2 separate regions of the Homo sapiens genome follow, and region 1 is linked to region 2. A link is a loop called in an ENCODE intact Hi-C map of the cell type or tissue named here. Cell type or tissue: mammary epithelial cell. All regions are shown on one strand.

Evidence for each region. Hi-C counts contacts between places; a loop is a spot of excess contacts. Peaks named below come from ENCODE experiments on the same cell type or tissue, not always from the same donor. Only the 100,000 strongest peaks of a DNase experiment are listed, where the experiment ranks them.
Region 1: a loop joins it to region 2, with 3 times the contacts of the local background. A loop is called at or near these places in 4 of 110 quality-filtered maps.

The regions. Positions count from the first base shown.
Region 1 is chr6:27,088,300-27,096,299 of GRCh38, reverse strand. It overlaps TRP-CGG2-1 (tRNA-Pro (anticodon CGG) 2-1), which reads right to left and starts at 4,558; the gene lies at 4,487-4,558. RefSeq lists a silencer at 4,361-4,410. In mammary epithelial cell, no CTCF peak of the experiment used is centred here; a DNase peak (open chromatin) is centred at 4,369; H3K4me3 peaks cover 649 bases; H3K27ac peaks cover 497 bases.
Region 2 is chr6:26,318,834-26,326,833 of GRCh38, reverse strand. TRW-CCA3-1 (tRNA-Trp (anticodon CCA) 3-1) reads left to right here and starts at 7,661; the gene lies at 7,661-7,732. It overlaps TRR-TCG2-1 (tRNA-Arg (anticodon TCG) 2-1), which reads right to left and starts at 4,016; the gene lies at 3,944-4,016. It overlaps LOC101928743 (a long non-coding RNA gene), which reads left to right. Exons shown (of 3, transcript XR_241992.5): 3 at 1,671-1,961. It also overlaps the pseudogene H3C9P. RefSeq lists an enhancer at 4,397-4,586. In mammary epithelial cell, a CTCF peak has its summit at 4,640; DNase peaks (open chromatin) are centred at 4,013 and 4,533; H3K4me3 peaks cover 943 bases; H3K27ac peaks cover 525 bases.

The DNA.
Region 1 (8,000 bases), 770 kb before region 2:
CTCTTAGTAGAGGCAAACATTTTCAGCCATTTGGCGTTTTGTGTTGTTTTTACCTGCATGTCATCATGCTATGGCAAAGATGGCTAGTTGTCCAATCATTATTTTTGTTTTTTCCAAGAAATGGAAAATTAGCTGAGCTCATAGCCACCCATGAAAAGATTACAGTGACTTCCCTTGACAGTCAGCGTCATCACGTGACCAATTTCTAAGTAAAGGCATAAGAGAGAAAATGTATGTAAAACTTCCAGGTTATGTCCATAAGAGAAGGAAATAACCTCTATTTATCTCTTCCTCATGTATCTGCTTTTGAGAATGAAGGCTTCATGGAATAGTGATTGGACCCAGCACACTGTAGGAAGGAAGGAGCCATGACATAGAAGACTGGAACCAACACCATGAAGCCAAAGCATCACCCTGGCATTGATTACACCCTCAGACAGTCACAGGAGAGATCAGTAATGCTTCTTTTAAGCTATGGTTCTTTTGGGTCTTTGTTACAGAGACAAAATTGTACTCTAATACATATGCTACATATTAATTTTAAGCTTAGTATTTTCCATTGATTTCCCATTACACAAATAGAAGATTCACTTCTCTTCCTCACCGTAAACACCTCCACAGACACTCTTCTGATCAATTTTTCCTTCAAATATAGTTATATCAGAATTTTTATTGAATAAGTAATCACCCTTTATATAATTATGTTTGGCAATATTATTTACCTATCTTTCCTATTTTGTTTCCTGAACATTATTTTTAGAAAAAAATATCACAAATAACCATAAAAGCCTTGCCAAAACAATAAACTGAGTGATTTCTAAACTTGATATGGGGTTTTCATCGTGATGTCTTCCTTCACCATTGTACTATACATTTTATTTCCCTGCCACTGGTGCTGTATGCCCAATTTCTCATGTATTTTCTGTCTTACTATACCTTCACATTTTGGTGGAGTACATTGTAAAGCAGCTTCCTGAGAAAGAGTTCATTGTAGATGAGACTTTTTTTTTTTTTTTTTTTAATTTAAGACGGAGTCTTGCTCTGTTGCTCAGGCTGGAGTGCAGTGGCGCGATCTCGGCTCACTGCAAGCCCCGGCTCCCGGGTTCACGCCATTCTCCTGCCTCAGCCTCCCGAGTAGCTGGGACTACAGGCGCCCGCCACCAGGCCCGGCTAATTTTTTTTGTATTTTTAGTAGAGACGGGGTTTCACCGTGGTCGATGAGACTTTTCAATACTTCTCCAGCAACTTGATTGAATGTTTGTCTGGGAAATATTTTTCAGGCTTTTGAAATTTATTTCAGGATTTTGAGAGAGTTCTCTATTTTCTTCTAGCTTCCAGTATTCATTTTGAGAAGTACAAAGTCATTCTAATTATGGAGTCTACATTTGCAGTTAGCTTTTATTTATCTATTTCAGGATAATTTCCTTGTCCTCAATGTTCTGCAATGTCTGAAAGATATGCTTTAGTGTGTTTCTGTTTCCATTCCTTGTTTTGGGAACTCTATTACATCATTAAATCCTGTATTTCGGTTAGGGATATTAGCTTGTTTTTCGTTGTTGCTAGTTTTCTGATTTCTGTGTTCTCTGCCCTTTTTTTTTTTTTTTTTTTTTTTTTTTTTGAGACAGAGTCTTGTTCTCTTGCCCAGGCTGGAGTGGAGTGGAGCAATCTCAGCTCACTGCAACCTCTGCCTCTTGGGTTCAGGTGATTCTCTGCCTCAGCCTCCCAAGTAGCTGGGACTACAGGCGTGTGCCACCACACTCGGCTAATTTTCTTTTCTTTTCTTTTGTTCCTTTTTCTTTTTCTTTCTTTCTCTCTCTTTCTCTCCCTCCCTCCCTCTCCTCCCTCCCTCCCTTCCTTCCTTCCTTCCTTCCCTTCCTTTACTTGGATTTTAAATCTCCAGTATGTTTCCTCTACCTTTTGTTTTGTTTTTACTGCTCTTTCCTGGTTACATTCTTTTTACTTTTAAAAAATTAATAGACATTTTTAGGCAGTTTTTTATTTACAGAAAAATTGAAGAGAAAGTACAAAGAGTTCCCATATATCTCCTATCCTTCCTATAGCTTCTCTTATTATTAAATCTTATACGATTGTGGTCCATTTGTTACAACTGATGAACCAATATTGATACATTAATATTAACTAAAATTTGTAGTTTACTTTAGGTTCACTTTCTTTGTTGTAACTCTTATGGATTATGTTGTAACTCTTTCCTCTTTGATAAATGTATAATGGCATGTGTCCATCATTACTGTATCATGTATAATAGTATCTCCACTCTAAACATTCCCTGTGCTTCGCCTCTTCATCCTTCCCTCCCTCCCTCCCTCTTAGCAATGACTGCTCTTTTTTGCTGTTTACATATTTTTACCTTTTTCACTACGTTATATAGTTGGAATCATATATACAGTATGTGGCCTTTTCAGATTGGCTTCTTTCACTTAGCAGTATGCTTTTAAGATTCCTCCATGTCTTTTCCTGTCTTGATAGCTCCTTTCTTTTTATCATGAATTAATAGTCCATCCATTGTGCCATAGTTTGCATTAAATATATCCATTCACCTATTGAAGTACATCTTGATTGTTTATGTTTTAGCAAATCCAAATAAAGCTGCTATAAACATTGATGTGAAGGTTTTTGTGTGGATATGGTTTTTCAACTCATTTGAGTATATATCAAGAATCACAATTGCTGGAGTTTCCCCTTATATTTTTACTCCACATTTTGGAGATGCCCTTCAGGTTTTATGTTAATTGTTCTATTAAGTTTTTTCTTTCTACTCTCATAATTTTAATTTCAAGAGACTTCTATAGAGTTATCCTTTTGTACAGCATTCTTTCTCTCCCTTTCTTAAAATAGCTTTTAAAAAATCACTGTTTCTCAGATTGGACACTAACTTCAGTGTCTAATGATGCCTAGTGATCTTTGATTGCTGGTCCATAATTATAATTAAGCCCTAAAAATAACTGGAAACTAAGACCATGAGTCCAATTTATTGACTCTGGGAACCATTTTAGAATGGACTGCCTGTGTCATTTACTATCAGACTTTTACATGTCAAAATGTCCAACTTATCCCTCTTAGGATAGTAAAATTCCTTGTTGAGAAGGGTCATTCAATCTCTTCTGCCTAGATGACATCACACTGACTTTCTGCATTCAGAGAAAATTCTTAATGAACAGAGGTCAGAGGAAGTTCCTTTTGAATTTCAAACTTAATAAGTAACACTATTCCAAGTTATAAAATTAAATTACAAATAAATTATACACATTAATTTACAAATAAATTATACACTTATATTTTATTTATAAAAAGAGACAATATATTACACCCCACCTATGAATAAGGATGTGCATCTTCATACTCAGTGGCCCTTAAAGTTGGTCAGAAAAAGGAAAGGTAAAAAGATCCACACTTTCAGAATACCAAGATGAGCAGAGCGAGCTGAGCCTCTGTGAGGTCCATGAAGCTAGAACGAAATTGGGGTCGGGGAGTGGGTGTCCACTTTCAGTCTTGGCCACAAAAGCAAACAAAACAGTTATTCTGAGGAAATATTTTAATTTAGACAGCATGAGCAAAATAACTGGATTGATATCTTCCTCTCCATTTTTTCCCTGTTTCGAATTCCAGTGTTAATCAATTCTCCTGAGTGTTTTCAACAAAGTACCCGCAAATTTCCAGAGCATGGGATGAGAAAAACTTTGAAATTCCAGCCTTAATGACTGCTCCTCGTGGTCTCTCTCTCCAGTTAGACGAACCTGGGCTAGCAATATTCCCAAGAGTCAATAGTCAGCCCTGGTGCTATATACTTCCATGGGAATTCCATACTTTCTCAAAACGCGTCATCATGGTAAATAATTAATTACTTGTAATATTAAGTTCTGTAGAAATAAAACCATGTTTTTCCGTCACTGCCTCCACAGCTTTCAGCACTGAAGGGTGACATGTCATACTCATTGGCTATGCATCCGTTGAAGAAATAAAGGAATGAACTCTGACCGGGGAAAGCAGGAGAGGCAGGAGTGTGACACCCTAACAGTCGACTGCAGTGGGAGCAGTGGCACCAGCAGCACTTGGGGAGACTTTTACTTTCCAGTGTGGCGGGAGTAGTAAACACTAGGAGTCAGAGAGTAATCACCGAAGCTGGAGTTAAAAGTGTAAATTAAAATCCTCCTTCCTATAAGAGGAAGATAACCGGTTGACTGCAACTCACGTTTCCCCTCCAGCACTCGGTTAAACACGCACACGCACGCGCGCACGAGCTGCCCACGGTCTTCCTTTCGGGGTTTGAGAAGAGACAGACAGAGGTGGGAGAGCGCAGCTGCAGCCGCATCAACATTCCGGTGTCTGCCCTTAGAAGAAGTCCGGATTCAGTACTCGCCTGCTTAGACAATTCTACTGTTGATGTGGTGAAAGTACATATTTTTGGGTATGACTATTTGGGGAAATACTTTAAATATCCTTAAACCTTATTGGGCGAAAATGAAGTGGGCTCGTCCGGGATTTGAACCCGGGACCTCTCACACCCGAAGCGAGAATCATACCCCTAGACCAACGAGCCACTTAGAAATGGCTTTTGCTTATATTTACTGTAGGATTTATTCCCAAATTATTTATTTTTATTCCTCAAAGAATTTGTTACCAAATAATATTTATCACTCCATCAATCATTTACATAAATGAAAGGGTTGGAAAGGCTATTTCTGTGGATGGTCTGCTGGTAGCTTAAATTACCATACTATGGTAAAACTTGTCACCTGTAGAAACATTTCTCCTTTATTCTACTTTGCTATACTACTCTAAGTAATTTAACTCATTTTTTCCATTTTTAGCTTTCAATTAAAATATTTTAGAAAAATTTGAGTTTTCAAGTTTCCTTATCTCACTTCTACCCTTTTTGAAAGTTGGATATTACTGTTACTGAGGGACTTCTAGATGATTTGCTCTAACAAGGAATATTTTCGCTACCAGAAGTTTTTCAGAAAGAATATTCCTAATCTCAGCAAAATTCTACTTATAAGAGATTTCTTAAGGTCAACTTTTCAGGAGTACCAAGATGTATTTGGTTAGTTTACTAACTTCTTCCTACATACAGATTTAAGAAAGTTACAAAAACTTTCGGTTAAATGCAAAGAAAGTTTTTACAACAGATCATTAGCTGATACATCTAAGCCACATTTTACATTCATGTTAAAATTTATGTTTTGAATTAATACATATTTTCAATTTCATTTTGCTGTCCCGAATTTGATACCTTCAAAAATTTAAAAGATCTCATTCAGTTCATTCTTTCAATTATCCAATAATTATTATAGAGTACCTGTTTATTTACTAAAAATGAAACTCTCTTGCAAGGACAAATCAAAATAAGGATTATCTTGAATATGTGTGAAGAGAAATCAATATTTTCTGAAAGGGAGAGTAGATTTAAACTAGTACTTAATTTGAATTTTGACATGGATTTACTGAGCGGATCAAAATAATTATGAGGCTACTAGGCATTCCTCTAACTCCTGCCCACCTTACTAATATTAGAATAGTGAGATTCTTATTGCAATCCGACTGCTTTCTTTGTACTATGAAAACCTAAAAAATCTTGACTAACTCCTCTGAAACACACACCTAGGAGTAGTAATCATTCCTAACTGCCCTAAAACTTAGAAGTGATTATGGTTCAGACTCAACATTCCACTTCCATGAAAATATGTTTTTCTCCTCAAGAAATAGCATCTCATGTTCATGCATAGATGGAGCTGGGACATAGGACTATATTGAGATGTTAAATCAAAGGTTAAATATTTCAGTGTGGAAAATAATTATTTGTCCTGAACCCAACAATTTCCCAGAGAACCTGTTCTTTGACACACAACTTAGAGCACTTCTGTTCATCTTGAAATCAACTGAATAGATTAGTTTACTAATTTCTGAACTCAACACAATGGTAATGGGATCACATACTTTATATACAGACCCACACTCTCAACCCCAAACCCTCGTTCTCTCTTCATTTTTGTAGTATAATATACATTTCCCTTCCCAAATCCAACTTTTCTAAGGATAATAAATAGTTCATTTACTTTTATACCAGTGGGAACTCAGACTCCAGAGAAAGGTCATTATTTAAAGATTACTAAACATCAGCATCATTACACACATCAGGGGACCCACGTAGGACTTATATTCCAGTCATTTTACAGAGATGTTTATTGTCCTTGTCTAGGCCATGTAGATCATGCATAATAACATGCTTAGTTACATTAGCAAATATGAATATATTCATAAACTCAAATTTCTTGGAAAATAGAAAATGTGGCTTAAAGATATAGTTACAGAAGACAACTTAGAACAATGGATATAAAATTTCCCAACAAATGACAAGATTCATTCACCAAATTTCTATATACATATACAAACATACACACATACACATAAACCCACACACATATATACATATATCAAATTACCCAGCAATTTCTCTGTTGGATATATACCCAAAGAAAATAAAATCAGCACCTGGTAGAGGTATCTGCATTTCCATGTTCCTCAGTAGATGAATGGAGAAAAAAATTGTCTGATGTATGTGTGTGTGTGTGCACGCAGAAGCGTGTGCATAAAAATGTGTATATATAATATATATATTATACATCTGGGTGCGGTGGCTCATGCCTGTAATCCCAGCACTTTGGGAGGCCGAGGTGGGCAGATCACTTGAGGTCAGGAATTCAAGACTAGCCTGGCCAATATGGCAAAACCCCGTCTCTACTAAAAACTCCATCTCTCACAAAAATTAGCCAGGCATGGTAGCGCATGCCTGTAAATCCAGCTACTCAGTAGGCTGAGGCAGGAGAATTGCTTGAACTCTAGGGGCGGAGGTCACAGTGAGCCAAGATCGCACCACTGCACTCCAGCCTGGACAACAGAGTAAGATTCCATCTCAAAAAAAAAAAATTAAAAAAATTATAATACATATTATAGTGTGTGTGTGCGTGTGTGTGTGTGTGTGTGTATATATATATATATATAAATGTGGTATAATGTGATATGAATATATATAATGAAATACTATCCAGCCTTAAAAAAGGAGGTACTGCCGTTTGCAACAACATGGATGAAACTGGAGGACATTATGCTAAGCTAAATAAGCCAGGCATAGAAAACAAAATACTACATGATCTTACTTATATATGCAATCTAAAAAACAAAAACAAACAAAAATCTCAAATACACAGAAACAGAGTAGAGAGATAATTATCCGGAGTGGAAGAGTAGAGGAGGAAATGAAGAGATATAGGCCAAAGGGTAAAAAGCTGTAGATATCTGATATGAATAAGTATACAGATCTACTGTACAACATGAGGACAATAGTGATAATATTGTAGTATATGCTGGAAATTCGCTAGGAGTGGATTTTGGATAATTTTAACATAGAGACACAAAGGATAACTGTGAGATAATGAATATGTTAATTTGCTTGACTATAGTAACCATTTCACTATGTATATCAAAAATTATTTTATACATCTTAAACAGATGTAATACAAAGTTTAATTAAAAATAGATATTTATATCAGTATAAGATCTCCTGAAACAGAGTTGCATCCCAAATCGTTATGACTGTGTCTGTTTTATGACTCTGAAGTCTCTATATTCCACTAAAACCAAATACTGAATCCCTCAAAGATATGACACTTTAAAAAATCTCCTCTTGGAAGCCCATCTTTTTAGTCAAGCAGTGTAAACTGCCTCCCAAATCTTTATAGTTTGGGAGGTTCTCTACTTGCTGAAGTTCTCATAAGGTTTCTCTTCAGGTGACATTTCTATTCACCTGAATTTTTATTCAGTTGAGAGAGGACTAAGGAAATGGGCCAGTCCAGGATCTTTATTGTAAGTCTGGCCACAGGCCTCCAACCAATTGACTGACAGTTGGAAGTTGAACAATGTTGCTCAATAGAGAAATTATATTGATAAAGATGGTCATGATGATGATTGTGGTGAGATGATGG
Region 2 (8,000 bases):
TCTTTTCATAAAACTCAGAATATTTTAACCAGCTGAAAGAACATTTCTGAAAGAAACTAGAAAGTAAAAAATATTTTTGCTGGTCAAATCCTCTTTCGTTTATGGGGCCTTCTCTCACAAGGGGAAGAACAACTGCATCTGATATTCTGTGAATAGTTTGAAATTATATTCAAAGACCACTTCCAAAGGAAGAGCAGAACCCCAGGTTCTAAAACTGCACTACCATTACCACAATACTATGCGTGTGTGTGTGTGTGAGTATTAGTGAGCAAGTCAGGGATTCTGTATTTCATCAATGGCCCAACTCTATGAACAGAAGAAGGGTAAGGAATGATTGATGAACTACTGCTCATGTGCGGATGGATTGAAAATCGTCTCTACTCCAGATCTCTCTCCTCTGGGCTCCAGAATATACAGTTGTCCTATTTTTTTTTCTTGCATGTCCATGGGCATCTCAAAAGCAATGCAACCCCAAAGGAATGTTCCATCATTTTCCTCAAACTTAAATTTCCTCCAACAATCCAAATTTTTGATGAGATACCAAAACCGAAGACTGGCTACCAAGACCGAAGACTACCCTTGTCCTTTTATGTCTCTCTGATTCCCTTCCCAGCAGGCCCTCAATTCAACCTTCTAATTAGCTCTCAAATCTGGCTCTTCTTCCCCAGCCCTCAGACCACCTTTTTTTTTTGTTTTTTTTTGACGGAGCCTCGCTCTGTCATCCAGGCTGGAGTGCAGTGGCACGATCTTGGCTCACTGCAACCTCCGCCTCCCGGGTTCAAGCAATTCTCTTGCCTCAGCCTCCCTAGTAGCTGGGATTACAGGTGCGCGTGCCACCATGCCCAGCTACTCAGACCACTTTTTAAAATGAGGTACTTAGTTTAGGTACTTAGAAGTACTCATGAGAAACTTCTCATTAAGTTATTGCAACAACTTCTTAGTCTTTTGGCCTCCAGTTCCTGATCCCTTAAATAATATATTCATTTATTCATTCTTCCAAAAATTTTATTTTTTTAGAATAAAAATAAGCACTTTGTATATGGGTAGTGAGACAGAGAATTGCCTATTTTTTTCAAATTCTTTTTATGTGAAATAGCAAAAGCCAAGCACTTTGCTAGGTACTGCTCATTCAATGGAGAGCGAGATTTCTAAAGGATTACAGAAGTTAACAATAAAACAACTGAGTGCAAGTGAGAAGTGCAGCCCTAACACAGTAAGTAGCCCACAGAAAGAGTTCTGGATCTCAACCACAAAGGTTTTAGGTGGTTGCCTGGAGGGTCACTTAGACTCCAAGCTTCACGAAGAAAGGTTCTAGTTTTACCTTCTTTACCTCTGAGTCCTCCATAGGTGCTTAATTAAGTATTTTTGGAATGAATTATACTTAAGCTCAGATCTGGATCTGAAGGATGTGTTAAAATGAGACAAATTGGTGTGGGGTGAGAAAACGGGGTAGGGTAGTGTTCCAAACCTAAACCTCAAGGAATATGGGAGAAACTGAAGAAAGTTCCCTCTAGTTGAAACATTGCTTTTTGGAGGGGTACTGGGAAGGGCATTGATGAGAGATAACACCGGAAATGTAGTTGAGGGCAGATTATGTAAGTAGAGCTAAGTTAGCACTAACCCAGAATGTGTTTCTGACTGTGTCCCTTACCTCCTTTAATGCCTTTAAGGTACCCTGTGGCCTAGCGAGAAGATCGCAGATGACATGGGAGGCCTTCATCTTCTGCATCTGTCCGACCTTTTCAGCTCCTCTTCTGGTCACTCTGTCAAGGGGGCCTGGAACTCCTGAGAAGTGAAAGGACCAGCCCTATCTCAGATGGTGCGGGTTTCTTCGCCCTGACCTCTGCCATGTTTGCTTGGAGCCCCAGAGCTCATCCTTCAAGGCCTTTTTAAAAATAGCACAGCCTCTGTCAAGCCTTCTTGAAAAATTAAATTTTTTATTGTAAAAACTTTCAAACATATAAAGAATGTGAAAGAATAGGCAATTATCTGTATACTCATCACCCACATTCAATAATTAACATTTTGCCGTCTTAGCCTCATCTACCTATTTCTACTGAATCATATGAAACTCACTTGCAGACATTGTGATATAGAACACCAAAATCCATAAACATGTGTCGCCTAAACATGCGTCTTTTATTTAACTACAATATCATGAACAAAACTAAAACAATCGAGCAATTCTTTAAAAATATCTCATATCTGGTTGGGTGCAGTGGCTCATGCCTGTAACGTTTTGGAATGCTGACGCGGGATTTCGTGACCCCAGGGTTTGAGAGCACCTGTAACAAAACAAGCCCTTCTCTTGTGCCTCTGTACAAAACAGATTTTAAAAAATCAGCCTGGCCTGGTGGCGCGCTCCTGTAATCCCAGCTACTCCGGAATTTTAGGCGGGAGGATGGCTTGAGCTCAGGAGTTCAAGGTTACAGTGATCGCGCCACTGCATTCCAGCCTGGGCGACGGAAAGAAACTCTAAATAAGTGACTAAAAACATCTGAGTATTTATTTATCTAATATATTTTTAGAGTCAGTTTTTATGTTTCCTATTCTTTCACATTAGAACAGTTTCCCAGCTTTTTCTTTTTATTGTTATTTCCTCATGACATCTTTTAATCTTCCCCTCCCTCCCTCCCTTCTTCCCTTCCTCCCTTCCTCCCTTCCTTCCCCCAGCCTGGGAAACACAGGGAGATCCTGTCTCTACAAAAAACAGAAAAATAATTAGCCAGGCATGGTGGTGTGTGCCTGTGGTCCCAGCTACTCGGGAGGCTGAGGTGAGGATCACTTGATCACCGGAAGTCGAGGCTGCAGTGAGCCGTGATTTCACCACTGCACTCCAGCCCTGGGCGACAGAGCGAGACTCTGTCTCAAAACAAAGCAAACAAAACAAAATAAGCAAAAAAGTCTAATTGTCTCATAGAATGTCCTACATTCTGGATTTGTCTCATTATTTCCTTATGGCATCTTTTAATTTATTTTTGTTCCTTTTAAATTAGAAGATAAATTTGCTTTTGTGATTAATTTGAGTGCTTAGATTTAGGTTAAACATTTTTGCCCAGACGCTGTTCTTTACACTGTACTAACTTCACATCAGAAGGCACTTGTAGGGATATCCTGTTGATGGTGAAGACCGAGTGGTGCCCCCCAAGGTTCTTTATTTCTCTCTTTGCAATTGACAAGTAGTTTTGGGGTGGCACTTAACACCATGAGCATATGTTATTTCCCAACCACCTTTTCCTAACGGTTTTAATTAAGGTCGTTAAGCTCGTTCGTTGCTTTGGTCTATTATTTTTCTAAGGGTTGCAAATGGTGATTCTTCTAATTCTACCAGTCTTCTGTATTTGTTAGAAGATACTTTTGTCAAACGTGTGGACCTCTTTTCTGCCTTCCTTCGTACCCCAGTCTTTCCAAGAGGTTCCCGTGGGAGCTTCACATTACCCCTGTCGTAATAGCCTTAAAACTCACGTAGCTTGGCGCTAAATTGTAATTGGGTCTGACGTGCTTTATGGTCTAGAGTGCATTCTACAGCCTGTAAGGTCTGTAAATGGTTCTCACATTCGAGTGTGCAAACGAACCACTTGGATAGCTTGGTTAAAACCCAGAATCCTAGAGCCTACACACAGCGATTCTAGGTAGGTCAAGTGTAGTGCGGACTAGCAAGGGAGGTCGGCCTCGAAAAGTTGTCATTTTTAAGAAGCTCCCAGGTTATGTTACTGGTTCAGGGACTGGACCAAATTTTGAGTAGCGCAGGCCCAGAAGATGGACTGTATGGCATTATGGTGGAGAGAGAGAGGATAAACAGACTAAGTACAGAGCAAAGGCAAGGGATGTGAAGGAAGGGATCTACAATGAAGATAACTTAGTGAAGTAAATGGAAAGAAGTACATTTCTGATTACCAGCTTTGAGGAAGGAAAATAACACCAGACTAGTCAGTATCTCAAATAACCACGGAGGGATTCGAACCCTCAATCTTCTGATCCGAAGTCAGACGCCTTATCCATTAGGCCACGTGGTCCCGGGTTACAAATCAGAACTATTTTTTGATGGAAAATAATCTCCTCCCTATGAGCTGTAAATGTACCAAGTATAGTGAAATCATTGTTGTAAACCAAGGAATTTCCAACCCCTGAAAAAAACTTACAGCCTGGTTGGGGAAAGACGAAGTTTAATCTAATGGTAAAAAAAAATCTAATGGCCGGGCGCGGTGGCTCACGCCTGTAATCCCAGCACTTTGGGAGGCCGAGGCAGGCGAATCACGAGGTCGGGAGTTCGAGACCAGTCTGGCCAAAACAGAGAAACCCCCGTCTCTACTAAAAATACAAAAATTAGCTGGGCGTGGTGGCGGGCGCCTGCGTGCCGCTGCACTCCAGACTCCAGCCGGGGCTACAGTGCGAGACTCTGTCAAAAAAAAAAAATACTGCAATTGTGTTCGTAGCCGCAGCCGTCCTGCCGTCGCTCTCCAACGCCAGCCCAGCGCCGCCTCTCGCTCGCCGAGCTCCAGCCAAAGGAGAAGCGGGGTAAGTAAGGAGGTCTCTATACCACGGCTCGTAGAAAGCCGACTGCCCGCAAATCGACCGGCAAATCGACCGGTGGCAAAGCACCCGGGAAGCAACTGGCTACAAAAGCCTCTCGCAAGAGTGCTCCCACTACTGGAGGGGTGAAGAAACCTCATCGTTACAGGCCTGGTACTGTGGCACTCCGTGAAATTAGACGTTATCAGAAGTCCGCTGAACTTCTGATTCGCAAACTTCCCTTCCAGCGTCTGGTGCGAGAAATTGCTCAGGACTTTTAAAACAGATCTGCGCTTCCAGAGAGCAGCTATAGTTGCTTTGCAAGTGAGGCCTATCTGGTTGGCCTTTTTGAAGACAACAACCTGTGGGCTATCCATGCCAAACGTGTAACAATTATGCCAAAAGACATCCAGCTAGCACGCCGCATACGTGGAGAACGTGCTTAAGAATCCACCATGATGGGAAAAATTTCATTAAAAAAATTATCTTCTTCCTGTTATTGGTAGTTCTGAACGTTATTTTTTTTCCCATGGGGTCAAAAGGTACCTAGGTATATGATTGCGAGTGGAAAAATAGGGGACAGAAATCAGGTATTGGCAGTTTTTCCATTTTCATTTGGGTGTGAATTTTTAATATAAATGCGGAAACGTACAGCCTTAATGCAAGTTAAAATGTTTCAGTGAACAAGTTTCAGCGGTTCAACTTTATAATAATTATAAATAAATCTGTTAAATTTTTCTGGACAATGCCAGCATTTGTTTTTTTTTTAAACAAGTAAATTTCTTATTGACGGAAACTAAATGGTGTTGTAGCATCTTTATCATTCATTCACTATACTTTTCTGAGATTTCATCCATTCACTATACTTTTCTGAGTTGTCCTATATGGAAATACATGTTTTTAATGTTGTCTGTCTTCTGTGCTGTTCCTGTAAGTTTGCTATTAAAATATATTAAACTATATAAAAAAACTGTGAAATTTCAACTAGATAACTGCCAAGGGCAGGAATATGGTACTTCAATAACTACTGATCGAGTGCTTTATCTTTTGATTGGCAGAGAGAAAGGCCACGATGAGAAAGGAATGTTTGAGTTGAGAGCTGGAGAGGCAAAGGCAGAACCAGACTGCTTTCCACATGCAGGGAACCACCGCTGCCTTACGATGCTTCCAGGTAAAGATCGAGGGTTAAACACAAGAATTTACTTTTGCATACTCCGCAGATCTCACTCAAACAGCACTAAAATATACATCCAAATAGGGAGAGGAGATAACAGAAACAAAATTTTGTCATCTGGAAAGCTGATTGAGGAGTCGCTGATTTTGAGAGCCCTGAGAAAGCTAAATCCTAAACCAGGAGTGGGAAAAGCAAAGAGACAGTAGATGTTCACCATGGAGCCCCCATTCCTATCCCTTTTCCCTATGCCAGGCTCGGATATTGTCAGTACAGCTTCGTCTGGAAACTACCTGTGTGAAATGAATTTAGCCTTCCTCCAACCCCCTTAAATTCATATGTGGAAGCCCTAATCTCTAGTACTTCAGAATGTGACAGTATTTCATCTGCAAAATGGAGAAATGAATGAAATAATGTTTATAAATAAAGGGAAAAAGAATGTGACAGTATTTGGAGATAGGGTCTTTAAAGGGGGTAATTAAGGTATTTTGAGATCATGAAAGTAGGGCCCAAATCATAAGGGCTGGTGTCCTTATAAGAAGAGATTAGAACACGGACACACAGAGAAAAAATCATTTAAAGGCAGAGGGAGAAGATAGTCACCTGCAAGCCAACAAAAAAGGCCTCAGGGGAGAAAAAAAAATCAAACAGACAAGTACTTTGATCTCGGACTTCTAGTCTCCAGAACTGTGAGAAAATGATTTTTGTCTAAGCCACCCAGTCTGTAGTATTTGTTACAGGAGCACAGTTAACTAATACACTGTCCTTCCTCCATCTTAGAAGGCTGGACTTTTCTTTTCTTTTTTTTTTTCTTTCTCTCTCTCTTTCTTTTTCTTTTCTTTTTTTTTTTTTTTTTTTGAGACGGAGTTTCGCTCTTATTGCCCAGGCTGGAGTGCAGTGGTGCGATTTCGGCTCACCGCAACCCCTGCCTCCCGGGTTCAAGCGATTCTCTTGCCTCAGCCTCCCGAGTAGCCGGGATTACAGGCATGCGCCACCAAGCCCGGCTAATTTCGTATTTTTAGTAGAGACGGGGTTTCTCCATATTGGTCAGGCTGGTCTTGAACTCCAGACCTCAGGTGATCCGCCCTCCTCGGCCTCCCAGAGCCAACGCGCCCGGCCTTATTTTCTTGAAAGAGCAAAATATCGGGTTTCTTGGCTGGAACAGTGATTCTCAAACTTTTTCCTACATCCCAATCTCCTGGAAGGCTAGTTAAAACAGACTGGTGGGCCCCACGCCCAGTTTCTGATTCAGTAGGTGTGGGGTTCCCTTTTTCGTAGGTGTGGGGTTCCCTTTTTCCTAGGTTCCCTGCTGCTTCCGACCGTGAGGCACTTCTTGAGAATAGCTAGGCTGGAGGAAGTTAATCCATGGGGCTAGTGGAAAACGGTGAGTTCAGTAAATGTTAACGGATTCTTTGGGGTTATTGTTGTGAACTGAATGGCTTGTGTACACAATAGAGACCAGAGGGCCCGCGAATTTGGACTGAGAAGTGAACGTTTAGGCTAGAGATATTATTTATGTTAGGCTTTCGAATCCCATTAGGTTGAGGATGGGGCGGGTGTGCGGATGGGTTTGAGTGAAGTAAGTGCTAGCTAGGCCAGGTCTTGCGGGGCAGTGCAATGCTGGAATTCTCTTCCTGAAGAGGGAGTAGTCTAGCGCATTTACAGAAAGTAGTAGTACAAACTTCATAACCGTTCTTATTACTGTTTCACTGCTAATCTAAACCCAACACATAGACACTTTTTCTCGAAACAGAGAAATTCGAGAAATAGAAAGATTGAACTTGAGAAACCACTGTTTTTCATATATGGAGCATTTATTTGGGTTTGGGGTTAATATTTAATCCAGCCACTCCCTTATTTTTCTCAAAAAAGCCTTAGCAAAACTGTGAAAAGAGATCAAATCAAATAATAAAGAAATTGTTTGGGAGGAGGATAAGATTAGATACTTATCTTAAAAGGAAAATGGAGGGTCTCCGTGACCTCGTGGCGCAACGGTAGCGCGTCTGACTCCAGATCAGAAGGTTGCGTGTTCAAATCACGTCGGGGTCATGGGTGGTTGCGTTTTGGAAGGGGGCAAAAGTATCTGTACTGAGATATTTAGTCAGTCAACCTGGGAAAAAGAACTCAAGACGTTGACATTAAAGGACGTGTTTTGTTTTCTGCATTCACAGATAAGTGAGATCTGTCTCTTTTGCCCTTGGCTTGCTGTTATGACTCTAAAATGAAGAATTCCCCTCGTGGACAGTCTATCTTTGGCCACCTCTTTAAAGGGAGATTAAACGCTCTCTTTTGGCATTAGATAACTTTTCCTACACAT